2 separate regions of the Mus musculus genome follow, and region 1 is linked to region 2. The links are chromatin loops, found by intact Hi-C in ENCODE. Cell type or tissue: gastrocnemius. All regions are shown on one strand. Links, peaks and the distances in the headings refer to the core of each region. The heading gives the core; the rest is flanking DNA. Region 1 has its middle 53 kb from the start of Gm5420. Region 2 has its middle 37 kb from the start of 1700020N01Rik.

Region 1 (8,341 bases), core at 161-8,160, 110 kb after region 2:
GTATCAATATACTGTGCGGACCCTTTTTTAAAAGGAAGAATAGTAGATAATGGGAAGAACTTGAAGTATGATTAAAACTGCAGAGGATTATAGTGCAATATGATTCTGCAACTGAAACAGGATGAAGCCTCAGAGGAGAGTGTCTCTATGAACTTGCCATAGCTGGCACCCCAGGGTGTTGAGGCTGGGACATCTCTGAGTGAAAAGGCATGTACTGTTTTGGTAATCATCTAGGAGGAAAGCTGTCTTAAATATTCATCTTTAGAAGTAAAGGGTAAACAGATATCTATTAACTGGGAGGATTCTGACACTCTCTTGTAGGCACCGTGTCTGATATTGTGCTTCTGTTTGATACCTAGCCACCAGTTCCTAAATTAAATGAAAAAAACAGCCTTGAGCAACCTCTCTTATCTGAGTCCTTGTGAGGTCTTAAGATATTATCCTTGATTCCTAGACAGCAGGCTGAACTTTCTCCATCTGCTGCTCACAGCTATGCTAGAGAACAGAAAAGGCTATGGTTTAGGGACATAGCCTCGCAGGAAGCAAGTTGTAACAGACAGTGGAAACTATCTTGTAATTACAGCTGTGAAAAGAACGCAAGTAATTAAGAAAACGTTTTGTTCTCCAAGGTCTGGCTCCCCTGTTTGTTCGCTGGAATGACTTAGTGTTTCTGGAGTTCACAACAGGCCAGAGTCTGGTTCATTAGCTCTAATCTGATTAGGACTTGTGTTTCTTTGTTCTGTGTGTCCTCAGGTGGCAATTTTGGCTGAACATCTCACATTTTTGCCTTGTGGCTAGGTACAGAACCATAGCTTCTCCTGTGCGTTATGTAAGAAGGTCACAGATCTCAGGCATCAGTCTGAAGTGCTGAGTGTGTTTCTTTCCAAACCACCCTGACATGAGAATTTTACTGAACCACAGGCCATAGCACTGCAAAGCACTTGGGTACAAGGAGAGCCCTGCATTGTCCCAGAGAAACTAACAGGGAGACAAAACTCTCCTTTTAAAGTCCATAGAAAAGTGTTCCGAAGTATATGCACAAAGTGTATAAATTTAAATAATGTAAATTAAAATAATATATCTAAGATATGTGTATACAGTTAAATAACTAGAAATGAATTTATGAAAACTTTCTCTAAATCTCTTTAGTTAATTGGTGAATAAATTTCCTTCATCTAGTTAGATATTTAGCAAATTGTCTAAATTAGTTAGGGTTAATCTGGAGTCTGCTGTCAAGACAGATGAAAGCATCTTAAAGGTCACTTGTCAGACATAAAGGGACTGCAATGTAAGCCCACTAGTGATAGAGAAATCACAGAGCCACCTGGAAAAGGCTTTAAGTTAGATATGAAATACAGGTAGGGCCCACATAAATATTATATTTTGAAAAACAAGAACTTTGTACACAAATAGGCAGGAAAGACTGTTTGTGGGAAATGCCACTGGGTACCATGACAACAGTCCCACTGAAAAGTTCTATAGTAATAGACATATAAACATATTACATGTAATACCATAAATATATACCATGTAATACCATAAGCATATATCATGCAATAACATAAACATATACCATGCACTAACATAAACATATGCCATGTAATAGCATAAACATATACCATGCAATAAGTCCATGCAGACTTTCATACTCATTGAATCATGTAGGAAGAAAAGCTCTTTCTGCTATTACAATACTTAGAAGATCTATGTTATTTCAAAAATTAAATTGTCCCTTTATTTATTTATTCAGGCCTTTCAGGTCACTAGGGAATAAAAATGAAGTCATGTGTCAGGGTGGTTCTGGGTGGGACATGTGCCAGTCTGGGGTTCAGGATGGCTCTGGACTGGAGGCTGTGTGCTCTTTGGGGAGGCAGAGAGGCTCACACTTGCCCCCAGCATTCCAACATCTGAACATGAAGTTCTTGGCTCCTGGAGCAGCCGACCGATTAGCAGAGCCTCATGTGACCCACGGAGGACATTTTAATTACAGTCGGTCTGGTAACATTTACCCAGCCGAAGGTGTCTGGTTCGTTAAGTACCCCCCCCCCAGAAGCTGAATCTAAGAAACATATGCCAGACTGGCCTTCGGCCTGTGAAAGATAGGCAGGGCATCTGATCAAAATAGACATGATGACAAGCCCTCAGATTCATTTCATCTAGGGACAATCTCCTCGGGTTCTGTAATGACACCAAAATAAACTGCCCTAGGTTGAGAGGAACCGATACATTGTGTAAAAACCTACAGAGACACAGCTGTGCAGCCACCCCTGTACCCGACTCCAGTTTTCATATCTGCAACACGGTGAAACAGAAAATCCTTCCTGATCTTCGGCTTCAACCCACGGCAGACGGAGTGAGGATAAAATCAACCCTTCGCACCTAGCAGTGTTCAGTCCCTGGTACTTAGCCAGCCGCCCTAACGTTAACAAGCTTAGTTCTGGGAAGTACCTTCTGGACCAAAAGATAAGACCGCTCGTCCCCGGCAAATCGCATTTTCTCAAATATTTTTGCCCAAAGCTGAGGTGTAAGCCTTCTAATAGAATTATGCAAATTTTGTCCTAACTCTGAATGTTTTAAGAAGGAAACATCACTTTGAAGCGTCACAGATACGCGGGCCTGACACTGCAAAAGCAAGCTGGGGACTACAGTCAGTGATGGAGACAGGGATGATACCGGAGGCAGGACCTCCTGAATCTCTGAGGTGGTTATGTTTTGCACAGACTTCAAGCACCTCCTGCCTCGGAAGGTCAGTCTGACTGTGGATGTGAGGATGGAATTGCTGACTGGACATTAGGGGATTATCTGCTTGGCAGAACAGAGCCCGGTTCCAGTGCATCTTGCTCCTGATTTGAACTGGCTGGCGGAGCGCAGACATCCCAAGCACAAGGTTGGATGGTGAACATGGACAGCCAAGCAAGGCTTTTGTAGCTCCTAAAAGCAGATATGGTTGCTTGGGAAATAATTTTACGAGAGGCGTATTCCTTTATGTGATCTGGAAAGATGACTATAAAGAATGTGTCCAGTCTAATACATGCTTAACATTTCAGACTAGGCTACCATGCCTTTTTAAAATGTCCACACATGGAAGGTAGGTCAGCTATACTATGGGAAAGCACACAAATTGTTCTCACTCTTTGATTCTTGACCCCTTCACACACGTATGAACAAAAGCATTTATTTGAAATAGTGTGTGCCACAAAGCACTGTCAGATTGTGAACTCATACCTAAGTGGCCAATGAAAGCTGTGATCTTATTGGACGAAGCCTGAATGGCAACCCCAACCAAAACATAGTTTCCTGTTAGGAATTTCTTGAACTTGAAAGACAGAACAAAAGCAGAGGTGTTCCCAGTTGTCCTGTGAGCTGGGTTTCTCCTTGGGTTGTGTGTTTCTATCATTGTTGCCCTTCCAGGTGAATATAGTCTCTTTCAAAAGACAGTGGCTATACAAGGCAGAGAGGTCAAGGGGAGATGGGGTGTAGGCAGAGATGCTTGTCAAGCCTTTGCCTGTATCCCAGTTGACCTGATCTTTACTGCTGGCATTCTGTCCCTGAAAGACTTCAGTGAAAATACTCCTGTATATTAAAAAAACAAAAACGAAAAGCCACTCAACACAGCAACCTCCCTGAAAGGCCCAGGTTCTTCCCTCTCAGCCTGTGCCTTCTCTCTCTTGGCACTGCCCTGTCATGTACCCTTTGGAAGCAGCCACTTGACTGGCCGCTGTGAAGAGTGCTGCTAGCCCCAAACTTGTTTGCTCCCATCCGCCAATGCTATGTGCACTCTCAGCTAGCACAGCTGCCAAGAGGCTCAAGTTGGGAACACTAGCTGTCTCAAATATGTGATTCGGATTTCAAAACCAAGTCCTGTGCTCCTGGCACTCACAAGCTTCCAAGAAACTAGGGGCTTTGCTGTCACTGTCTTTACTGCAAGACAGTTTCTTTTGCAAGTTGCTTGTTATTTACTGGCATTAAAATCTGACATCTGGAGGTCATCGGAAATTGAAGAGTTGCTTTCCTGATTTATTTATTTTTATTGTTGGTCCAATCCAATCAGAAGGCACCTCTCCACAGCCTGTTACACAGTTTGTACCACTTTTGCTCCTGGGAGTTGTTCAGTGTTATTCAGAGGGAGTAACATTGGCATGAGCAAAGTGGAACCCATTTCTTCACTGATCGGCATGGATGGTACTCTTTTTATCAACTCTTGCCAAGGCCGTAGTTCGTAAGTAATTAGCTGGCTTAGGTGAAGCTCAAACTTAGCAAGTATCTTTCTTTAAGAAAGTATTTTACATGAGCAGGAAAAAGAAGATGAAAAAAACTAAACCAAACCCAGGACACACCTGCCAAATTAATTCTGACCCCAGCGGTAATGTACTCTTCATTGATGATAGGATTTAGGGGTGGGGGTGGGGGTCGGAGGAGGTAGAGTTCTCTGTGAAATATCGTCAAGATACAAAAGGAAAATAGATATTAAATATATAGAAATTAAAAACAGATCACCCCCATTTAATTTTTGCTGCTGTTTTCTCCTTATTTTCCTCAAAACAACAAAGTAACAAAGTAGCAAGGACCCCCTCCATCAGCATACACAAACCGCCTGCTCTTCCAAAGACAAATGAAAAGTATTGCAGCAGAATTTCCTCCTAGCGTTATATTACAATCTAAACATGAATAGCACCACAAGGAAAAAAAAATAGGATGTCATTTTGGCTGGTACACACAGGTATCAGTTTGCAGTCTTGCAAGCTAACTGAGTATCCATTAACCCTGGGTCGACTCCAGAGAAGGGATGTAATGCCCCAACCAGTTCAAACTGCTTTCACTGCCTGATAGAACACTTAACAGGGAACAGAAAACAAACCTCCCAATTGGCTGCTTTTTCTGAGCATCATTACAGATGGTGGCACGACTGTGAAATAAGGTCAAATATGACCCTGGGACAGGACTGTACCTCTGGGGAAAATCAATTACAACTGTAGATGGGAACTGCCATGGGAAAGTGCCCATATGTGGCCACGATTAAGTATTGTGAAACTCGGTATGGTATATTTAGAGTAAACCTTGGTAATTATTCTTTGCAACTTGGAATAAGTCAGTCTATAGGTTAGAAATTTCAAAGTGAGCTCCTTCCTTATGGTCTGCCTCCCCAGACTGAATGCAATGCTCTGTTTGTTCCCAGCTCCTCTAGCCCTAGACCAGAGCCAAGGTTACTTAGTACCACAGATGGATGTCAACTTAGTCCATTTCGATTCTGTATCCCTAGGAAACCGACCAAGAACATGCTATAGCTTCTGAAAATATATTATGTTATTCTATACTCTTTGGATACCAGAGGCAAAATGTTTATCTCTTCTTTCAGCAGATAATACAGACCACTAGCTAATACCTTGAGATTTTAGTAGAATTACTTAAAATGAGTTGAAACCTCCTTCTGTTTTAAAGGGTGATGGTTGGCAATCAGTTTCACAGCTTAGAAGATTTATTTCTTCAGCAGAGACCAGAACAACTCTGGGATGGAATGCATTTTCTGAAACCCCTCTGTGAATGAATGTTCCATCCAACTAAAGAGTATGGAGAAAATATTACTTCAAAGTGCTTTCGAACATGAAAAGGCAGATGTTACATACCAGCTGCTTTATTTCACATAAGTCCTCATGCCTGCTTCTAGCAGGCGATTGATGGAGAAGTCTTGTCATTGCTGGGAGGAAATGAGGAACACATGCCTGCTTACAATCACGAACTTCTGGGTCCCTGCATTAGTGGCATATCTGTATTAGCCCGTGTGCTCTGTACAAAGAGCAGCCTTCTGGGACCAACCCCGGAGCTTCAGATTCAGTGGTAAAAACTGTGATGTGGAAGTCAGAAATGTACAAATGTGGTTTAGATGTAGGTTGCCCGCAGACTTGGCTATCAAAAAATACCAAACATTGTTTGGTGATATAGCTCGGTGGTTGAGTGTTCACCCGACGTTCATGAGACTCTAGATTCAACCCCCCCTTAATTAAATTCAATCAATTAATTCGATTAAATAAAATTAGAGTAAAACCATATTTGTGAAGATCATATAGGATATTGGTTTTCTCTTGACCTCAGCTGCCAGTCCACTGAGACTTAAGTATATAGCTCCCAGATGCAAACCTCTGTGTTTTGATGATGATAAAGGAGACCACTAGGGCAAGCTCTAAGGAATAAAAAAAAAACAAAAAAAACAAAAAACCTGTCTTTTCTACTCTTTGGTAGATGGAGTCTTCTGTTGAAGTTAAGGTCAGAAATGTTAAAGAAGATGAAGTGCAGAAAAAAATATTAAAAATATTTATTTTGCATTTGGCAGCTGGACAAGATTTTCTCACCTATTGTCTGATTAGATCCTTACAGTAGCTCCATAGGAGTTGGGTGTGTGGATTAGTCTATGCATTTCGGTAAAGGGAGGTCTGCCATTGTCTGTGCTTATCCAAGGTGAGATAGACGAACAATGGCCCAGCAGGCAACCTTCCTGGAGTCTGATCTCCGTCTACAGACAGCCTCCTGTTTCTCATTTAACTTTTATCACCTCTAAGGATGTAAAATCTCAGCTTACCAATCACTAGCACAAAGAAACTTCAGGAGAAAGGAGGAGGGTTGGATGCTGGACATCCCTGCTGGGCCCAGGAATGTGATTGTATTATGTGAACGCACTTTGAGAGTTACAAGACAATCTGTGCACATACTTACTGTATTCTTGTATGATTAGTATTATGTTTTTTTTCCCCTGGGCTTAAAGATTTCATAAGGGAAACTCGAAATTTACACAGGTTATCTGGAGAAATGATGGCTAAATATTTAGTTATGGATCATAAAACTGATGGAGAAGTACATCTAAGTAGAAACAAATTTTAAGTTTTTGAGAAAACTTTGATGGAGTTGAATCCTGGGCATAGATCAGTGACTTGTATGTGGAGCTCTCCGATGGCAGATTATAATGTCTTAGCTCCTCCCATTCTGTCTTCTCAGACCTTCTGGTAAATGAACTCACGTACTCTTGTGATTTTAGGCACTTCAGAGGAACCCCTGGGTTGACGCCGTGTGAAGTCTGAGCTGAGCTGAGCAGATCTGAAGCCACCGCGGGAGGCTCAGGATCCAGATCACCAGCCTGCTTCTTGGAGACTGAAATGGGAGCACACGGCAGCCTGTCTCACCCCTTGCTCACTCCACGTCTCCTGGTATTTTCTTCCCTGTCCCCTTAATTTCAAGTTGCTAGCTGTAATCAGATCCTGCCTTGCAAATGTCAGACGTGAGCAGGATGAGGGAAGACATCGCAACAGCTGCCACAGCAGGTTCTCCTGCTGAGGTGTTAGACATTGAGTTGAATTACCAGAGTCCTCTCCAGCAAACAAACAAGGCAGAGATAAAGCTATATTTGATGTCGTCAAGTGCTCTGAATAAGAACGAGGTAACTCTTAACTTTTTCTAAAAAGTCTTGAAAGGAGAAATCAAACAACAGAAGACGTGTCCTTACAGACTCATCATTAATGTAGCCATCTGTGCCCCACTCCCACACCCATGCAACTCGCACTGATTGACGTCATTATTCTGCCTCTTTGACTGTTTGGACAGCATCTAGCAAAGGACAGGACATGGGCCGTTTCTCTTGAGTTGTGTCTCATGGGAGGCTTTGCGTCCTAACTAATCCCAACTACTATACCCATCAAGAAATTAAAACCTCTCAACCCACCTAGGAGTTCATGAACACCCTTGAAATCTCCCCAGAGGCTCTTCCCTATATAATTCAGACATTTTGCACTCTCCCCTCCTCCCCTCCTCCTTTTTTTCCTTCTCTCTCTGCATGCCTGTACCCTTCCTTTCATTCTCTCTCCCTCCCCTACACACACACACACACACACACACACACACACACACACACACACCAAGTCTCTCCTGAGGTAAGATGCTGCCTGTGACGACTCACGAATATGCTCTCCCAGTGGGTGTTAATCGGGCTCTAAAGGCACCGTGTAATTTCTTTCCTAAGAACATAAACTGTGCTTTCTAAGCGAGGATACACATCAGATTATTGTCTTTTCACAGATCGCAGAAACAAAACACAGAATAGCTTTAGAAATCAAAGTCCCACATCTACTCTATGAAAAATTACACTTCATAGCTACATCTTCTACTTTCACTTCTGTTGCTATGATAAAACAGCACCCTACTCAAAACCACTTAGGGGAGGAAAGGGTTGACTTTGTTTACTATGCCATAGCTTATCATGGAAGGATCTCAAGGCAAGAAATTGAACTCAGGCCTGCTTGCAATTCACACTTTGTTACCTCTAACCCAGGAACTCATTTCATAGCCTATAAAGTAG
Region 2 (8,341 bases), core at 9-8,008:
GGCATGGTAATTTGAGTTCCAAACTTAGTAGACAAGGATACATTTCAGTGCATTACCAAATGAGAGCATACAGCATCTGTACACAGCCTGAACAACAAGGTGAAGCTAGGATGGGATGTGGTGGCCCTGAGAAAAAACTTCTACACTTCGAATCAGTTACGTGTCAAAGAAACAGTTTCTCCAGTCCAAAAGCAGCGGCACCTACTCGGTAGAGTTTGAGTTTGCTCTGACAGGGTTCCGATTTCTTTGTGTGCTGTGTTTTCTATGTAACTTGCTGAATAGCCAGTGGTGAATCTGTATGCTGGTCTAAACATCTCACAGAGGCATCTACCAAGAGCTTGAGCTAAACAACTCAGAAGTTCCAAGGGCTAAGAACAAAAGGCGCACAGAAGGTCTGTCGGGAAGTGAGTGCTGTGTGGTTGGAGCAGCTTCTCACTCAGCATTGAGAGTCTCAGACAAAGCCTCACGGTAATGCTGCAAGATGAATTACAGTCAGAAGCCCTTGAACTTTCCAAACAGATTTACCTACATGTAAGGGCTAGTGGCATGGTGAGAATCTGAGTAAGACAGAAATGGTCCCTCTCACTCGACAATCTCATAACTGCCTTAGTAATGGACCAGACCTTCTGTCTTCCCACTTAATGTCCACAGAATAAGCCCTACATTCTGCTACCTGCCCATTGCATATACAAATGTGTGCTTGCTGTCTGTATAAAATGGGACTTCAGAGAAAATGGACCAGGGTGAAATCCTGCCCCAGCCTCCCAATCAAGGTATATTTTCTGGGTCAGGTGGCTCTTGTTCATCCAGCCACATAAGTCTCATTTATCCTTGACTTGTCTGACCTCCTAAGCCTTGCCCTTACCAATCCCCTGCCTTGAACCCGGGAGTCCAGAGAAGGGAGTCAGACTCTATACTAGGAGTCTGAGGTTCTCTTGCAGCACAGCCCTGCCTGGCACAGCTTGGCAGAAAGGGCAGTGTCTGTATCCACCTTAGAGGATCTCATACAAGGTCTCCATCTTTAACTGGCATTTGCATCTCTCTGTTTTTAATCGATAAGTAGACCCCAACTCTGTTTCTCTCTTTTATTTTTTTAATATTTGCCCACATAGTTAATAATGAGCCACTTTTTGGGCCATGCTGTTAGCCAGGGTTTGTAATGGAAGTTGGCAAGGTAAACGCAGCGCCTTGGAAACTACTGGACTGATTTTTTTTCCCTGAAAAGTTAAATAGAAAAGACTCTTTCCCCCATTGGTAATTTTCATTTATAGCTTGATTTACTAGGTTAGCTCAGAGTTTGAAGTAGACTATAAAGCACATGGGTTCTTTACTACCCAGATTGATTTCCTATGAAGAACGAGAAAATGTGGCATCACAAGGTCAACTATGCTGCAAGAAATAAATGATGTGTTGTCTGATTTTGAGTTATTTAAACATAGAAAAATGCTGCATGAAGTTTTAAGAAGTAACCTCCAAAGAGAAAAAATATGACAGGAACAAAAATATTCAGAAGGAAGGAAAAGCATGGGCTTTTTGTAACTTTAAATTGTTTAAAGATAGGCTGGAGTCCATGACATAAGGAGTCCTATTGAAAAGTAAACCAGCCTGATTAAAGGCAAAAACAAACAAACAAACAAACAAAACCCTTTCTCCTGTTCAGCTATCAAAAGCTCTATGTAGTTGGTCCCCAGTATGATTTAGGTATGTTCTCTGTCCCCCAGAGAGCCATGTGCTGTAATAGAAGCTTGGGCTCCATTGTAATAGTCTGCCTCTTTAAGGGGTAGGCTTAGTGGAAGGTGGTTAGGTCATAGCAGCAGCACCTTTGAAGGGCATTAAGGTAGTTCTTTTGGGGATGAGTTGCACATAATGAGACCATCCCATGTACTTGATCTCTTATGCCCACAGACATTTTCATTTTTTACTTCTCCACAATACTGTGACACAGTTGGGGATGTTACCTACAAATATCGTTGTTCTATTTGGACATTGTGACCCCAAAATTGAGTCAAATCTCTTTTCTTCACATAATTCCTGTGATAAAGTAATCTGTGGTAGCAACACAAAATGAACACCCACTTGCCTCTTAACGTTTCACAAGGTCAACAAGTCAGAGTGCCCGATCGAAGCAAAGTCACAGGTGAAGATTTGTCCCTGTGGCTCACAGTTACCAGCATGAGTCAGAGGAAACCCGAGGGCACCGTATGCATATTCCAGCTTTCTGGAGCCTTCCATTCCCTGTTTGGGTGGGCCATGAGCTTTCTGTGTTGACTCTAATACGGAGAGAAAGAGACTGCCTGTGTTGCTAAGCTGAGGCTGACCTCACAGCTGTTTCCTCATGGGGCTGGCTCGGCCAGGCTCCAGCCTCTGATTGCTTGTTTGCATGGGTCGGTCCAGAATGTCCTTTTTGGCAAGAACATTACTCATGTTTTCCATCCTCTGACATAAATTCTGCCAGTGTAGTGACCATTTTTATAAGTTGGTACTGAACACTCCTCTACATTTTGGTCCAATCCCTCTAGTGTCCAGTACCTTTTATTACAGAACCATTTATATGTTTGTTTGTTTGCTTGCTTGCTTGTTTTTCAGTTTAACAATCCACTTTCTTTCCTGTCTCTTATGTGTACCAAGATCAGAACTGAAGCTAGGTTTTTGCAATGACCTTAAGAAGAAAAGCAAATTTCCTTTTAATAATCTATGCCTTGCAGGAGAGAGAGGGGGAGAGGAGAAGAGGAAGAGGGTTAGGTGTATCCAGCGTTTTTCTCCTTAGAGGAGTTGACAGGCATTAGATACGCTCTTGGCTTGAGGACATCAAACAAGATATGCATTCTCTCCATCTTCCAAGAAACTGTAACCGGATGACTTATGGTCGGTCCATCATCGCCTCCTTCCTTCATCCATTTTGGTTATCTTTTTTTGCAACCCTGTCCATGAGAACATTTCATTTTTCAATCATGTGGTACATAAAGTTAACCACAGTTATCGTCTCTTCGTGAGTAAATGAAAGGCATTTTGAATGCCTGGAGCCAAACAAGTTTGATTTCACAGTGAGGCATCTTAAAAAGCAGAAAGGAAAGATGAGGTCCGGTTACTGCAGAGCTGTGCAGCTCTGCGTTGCAATCCCCAAAACTGCTGAGCATGGACTCTGTGCACCCCTGGCAGGAGACTCAGGTCAGGAGTTCAGAATGTCTTCCCAAGGAATAAATATACTCTAGACATCATCTGAGCATTCAGTTGGGTGACACAGGATGAGCCACAGGGAGCTCAGTCCCTTGTGGTAGACATGGTTAACTGAAGCATTGGCTTTTAGAGAATTCAATTCAATTATAGCGTAGCAGCTTATTTCACTGTTACCCATCCTTTCAAAATGAAAAGTTGACGATAGGAAATGACCTGAGAATGTTTGTGATGAAATGTGAATATAGAAATCAGAATGGCTAGTTTCTTCAGCACTGTAACTAGCCAGGCAGAAGGAACAAGGGATACAGGGAGAGAAATAAGAGGGAAGATGGGCAGGTTTTTTTTTTCCCATCTGTCTATGCTACTTGTTATAATGTTTGCACATTATTTTTTTAAGTACAGTACAGACTTGATGAGTTTTGCTGTTAAGTGGTCTGTTTGTTATAATTATGCTAACACCTGATAAATGGAGAGCCCCCAAGCAGCACCTAGTTTTGCCCTGTACTTTCACTGCAGAGCCTCCAGGGAAGATGGGTATATAAGGCATCCGAGCTTCAGACACTCCAAAGATTTCCAGGACAATCTTGGTGTAACACCAGAAGTACCATACTCAAAGATTCCGAGGAAAACAAACAAAGCAAATCAAAAGAGTCTTTCTTCAATTTTCTTCTAACACATAATGGGTTTTTAAATACAATTTATTTTTGAATAGGTAGGTAATGATTTACTTAAAAGTTTAAAAGATGATGTAATTTCTATATACCCTGTATTCAGCATCCCTGAAATATTAATGTCATACATTAATATAATTATATTTGTTTAGATATGTATGGATTATTACTGGCTAAAGTATACTCTTTATCTATTTCCTTATCTTTACATCAGTGGCCCTTTCTACTTGACAGCTACATCCATGTAGTTATAACATGCTTATTGAGTTGTCATCTCAGGCTGTGTTCATAACTGAGATAGTTTCTTAGACTCCTCTTGTTTTACAACCTTGGATGTCTTTAGGAAATTTGTTAGACAGTTTTGCTTCTTGGACAGTATGCCCAAACATTATTTTTTTTTTCTGCTTAGGCTGAGACTGAATAGGGCCTGGGTCTTTGGAGAAAGACCACAGAGGTCAAGGGTTGTTCTCACTCCTTTCTTTATGGATGCACACAATAAGCATGAATGAATGTCAGATGGTTAGTGTTGACCTTGGCCTCCTGGGGGAGGCACCAGGATGTCTCTTTAAGATGGTTCACCACTTGAGTATCTGCCAAAGGGAAGAGTTTCTTTTTTTAAAAATGTGGCAAAAGTTTATAAGCAGTAAGTCCTTAACCTATGACTAGCAGAATTCATGCTGTTTCCTCTTCTTCTCATATACCCATCTGATACTTATGTGTGCTTATAAATTCATATTATCTCATAGATGAAAGTGCCATAACCCTTCAGAACCACTCAGACACGTTGCCAAGACGTGTGTGGTGAAGATAATCCTGAATCTTTGTGAAGGCGGCTGTGCATAAAAAGTATCCTTCCATTCTACTGACAGCATAGATAAGTCTCACAGAGGTGACAAATCAAAACCGAGCTGTAAGTGATGACAACATGTAGGACATAGGAACCATGGGGCAAGGTCGCACTGGGGAATCCAGTATTTCTAAGCATCCCAGGTCCTATTTGAGTTGTTATTTCTTCCTAGATTAGACCCACTCAGACCACTTAATGAAAACTTGTTGAATGAATAGCTAAAAATTTAATAAAGACCTGAGATCATATCAAAAGTGGCTTCCAGATAAAAACTTTACTCCATAGCTATGCATAATTGTAATTTGTGAACAGAAAATGAATTTGTAAATATGTGCACACACAGTCAACCTGACTGGCAGTCTTTCTTGAGAATATCGCCTATCCATAATCTTTTCCCCCCAAAAGTCTTGAACTTCATTTTTGTGGCAGAGATTGGACAAGCCTGACCTCAGGACCATCTCACAGCTGCGCCCTCCCTTACCCTTGGCCTGAAATATGGAAAAGAGTTGAACCAACTACAGCTTTCCTCTGGAAAGTTGGACTAAGAAATGAGGAGTAAATGACCAAGAAGCAGTTTTACTGCAATTGTCAAATTGCCACAGGCACAGTGAGCCAGAGCCATGTGCAAAAGCTTATGAGCTGTTACAGAGAGGAAAGGCCAGACTGGTCAGGGATAAATATCCTTGAGGGAGACTGCCCTAGAGGCCACACAAGACACATAAAGGAAACCAAGAAGGAAAAAGACCAGGGACTAAACCAGAGACAGACCAAGGACTTTATGACCTTCTGATCCATTTGGGTTTGTGCGACTAGTTTCAGATAATACTTGACTCACTTCCCAAAAGTAGAGTTGGTCTCTATTCCTTAGAGCTCACATAGCTTTATGTAAACCAGCTTCCACAAGTCTCTACCTACTTAGCATCTTGAGCTTTTCAAATCCACTGTCCTTTGCAAAAGAAATATTTTAAGTGTGGTAGGACTCTAAAATTTTTATCTTGCTGTTTTTCACAAGGTCTGTTTAGATGCACAATAGGGAGGGAAGGTGGACCAGCTGGATGCCAGCATGGTATAGTGTAGACAGGCATCTGTCCCAGCTTCACCATGCTACAGCCTTCATAGGAAATAAGAACATCACATTCTATAACTATGCAGAAACGCTATCTGAAAATTAAAAAAAAAAATCCCATAGTGCTAGATGGTGCTGTGTCATCAGCTATCAATGTATTATCCAACTTTGAACCCTGTGAGCTACAATGATGACCAACCTGCCAAGACATGCCTCTCAGTGCCATAGTAGAATGAATACTATGGAGGAACCAGCCACTTTCTGATTAGAATTGAGGCCAACCTCAGAGGAGAGAATTTATGCCTGACACTGAAACCTGGCCAAGATTGTGTGGCTGGGAAGATCAGATGGGAGACCCCATTTCTACTTTACTAAGCAGGGACAGCATCAAATCGCCTCCTAAATACCTGTATTATATCATAGATTAAGGCAGCTCTCAACCCTCATTAGAAAAGCTCTCCCCACCCCACCCCCTTTTTTTGCAGTGAATGGCACTTAAGTAAGAGACAGGTTAATGTAGCCAGTCAGAGTGCTGAGAATGAGTGACTGTGGAAAGATCAGCCCCAAATGGCACATGTGAGATATCACACACACACACACACACACACACACACACACACACACACACACACACACACCGGAGCTCAAGGAACACTGTGGAAGACAGAACAGCAAGAATGCTAGAGCCAGAGGTTGGGAGGACCACGTGAAACAGTGTCACTTAGTCATGAGACAGCTGTCGAACTGAACTCACAGCAGCTGTCACTCTTGTCACACTTGTGTGACTACGTAAGACCTATACAAGTTGGGATAAAATTCTGGCATGGAATTTTAGGGGAGCAGCACATGAGGCCCATCCCTCGTTGAGGAATTACCAACAGTTGAAAGAATTAGAATAGGGAGAGTCAGTTTTCTTCACTGATGTGGCCTCTGGTAGGTTGCCCATGCTCCAGTGGACAGCCCTATATCCATGTGCATGAAGGAAGCACTGGGTGGACTCACTAGGGTATAAAGAGAAGACCTGGAGTTGAGAGATGGACAGGATAGGGGCTCTAGGAGGAGCTGGGGGGAGGGTGTCATCAGGGGAGAAAGTCAATACATGCTCAAGGTAGAATGTTCTGCATAGCAACAGAGTAATAAAACATTAAAGTTGTTAGCTATTCAGACCATCAGCCGAAAAACATAAATATTTCAGTAATTATGCTTCCCTTGAATACAGTCTCTACTTCTCTTGCATAGTAATTTGACCCTTTTCAAGTACATTTATTGGAGCTTTCTTGAATTTAACTTTCTAATTTGAGAAATGATTTTAAATAAACCTATTTTTTTAATTAATTATATAGAATCTTCAATGAATTCTCTAAATAGCCATTCTTTTATTTCATAGCATCTTTTTATTTTATGATTAGAAATAGTACAGTTCTACACAGTAAATTAACAATGAATAAGTAGTCATGACAGTATAAAAATCTCAACTTGTTGGCACCTGGCAGGATTCTGTTTATTGTCAACACAATAGCTATGTAGTTAGATATAGGTGGTTCATTTCAGTGATCACTCACAGACATACTATGTTTCAGGGTATACTTTTTTTTAAAATTGAAAATTTCCAGTGTACCAAAAAATTCTGCTCCAGTCAGAGAAAATAGCAGCCAACCTCCCCAGGGCACTTCCCCAGATATGTCGCACTATTTGCTTTTGCAAAGTATAATAAATGTTGATTAAGTTTCTGAGTTTTCTGATGTTTATTCTGCTATAAATAAAGTTTTCAGTTTATTCTGGGTAAATGAAAACCTCAACTGTACCAGGAATGACCTGCTGACTAATTAAAAGGCATTCTGATATTATAAACAAACTTATTAAAGCATAAGAAACTTAGAGTCTTAAAGTAAAAACAAGACGTGTAAAAAGATTTCTGTTTTTGCTTGATAATTTTTAAATCGCATTATTATTTGTGTGTGTGTGAGAGAGAGAGAGACAGAGAGAGAGGGAGGGAGAGAGAGAGAGTGAGAGAGAGAGGGAGAGAGAGAGAGATAGAGAGAGAGAGAGAGAGCGCACGCTTACATACCATGGCACACACACGAAGGTCAGACTAACTTTTAGGAGTGATGTCCAACCCTGCCCATCAGTCCTCCATGGAAAGCCATCTCCTCTCCATGGTATTTTATTTTGTATTTTTAAAAGACATGCTCCCTATATAATCCAGGTTGGCTTCATGATCCTTCCATCTGAGTCTTCCAAATGTTAGAATAGACATGAATTATCCCACCCCAGAAAGCAGGGGGGTGGGTTGTTTGTTTGTTTTAATAATTGAAAAAAATTTGGCTTTGTTTGCTTATTGATTTGTCTGACTCCAAGATTTTATTAGGTCATATTTTGCTTAGAAAGGATAATACTGAACTGGAATTTAATTGATATAATAATTTCTATAATATGGTCAAACAGACTCAGAATTGTTCTTGAGATCAACGACATGCCAGAGAACACTGGCTAAATTTGATCAACAGAGAAATACATTTTCAGGCCTAGCATGGTGGTGCATGTGTATAATCTTAGAATTTGAAAGGTGAAAACAGGAAG

The links. A loop is a pair of places that touch in the nucleus more often than their neighbours do. Peaks named below come from ENCODE experiments on the same cell type or tissue, not always from the same donor. Only the 100,000 strongest peaks of a DNase experiment are listed, where the experiment ranks them.
Region 1: a loop joins it to region 2, with 29 times the contacts of the local background. A loop is called at or near these places in 2 of 42 quality-filtered maps.

The regions. Positions count from the first base shown.
Region 1 is chr10:21,739,765-21,748,105 of GRCm38, forward strand. No RefSeq gene overlaps it. Among named protein-coding and RNA genes, the nearest start is that of Gm5420, 53 kb to the left of the region's middle. In gastrocnemius, for the core only: no CTCF peak of the experiment used is centred there; no DNase peak of the experiment used is centred there; H3K4me3 peaks cover 3,733 bases; H3K27ac peaks cover 8,000 bases.
Region 2 is chr10:21,626,391-21,634,731 of GRCm38, forward strand. No RefSeq gene overlaps it. Among named protein-coding and RNA genes, the nearest start is that of 1700020N01Rik, 37 kb to the left of the region's middle. In gastrocnemius, for the core only: CTCF peaks have their summits at 2,519 and 3,283; a DNase peak (open chromatin) is centred at 2,335; H3K4me3 peaks cover 3,052 bases; H3K27ac peaks cover 5,805 bases.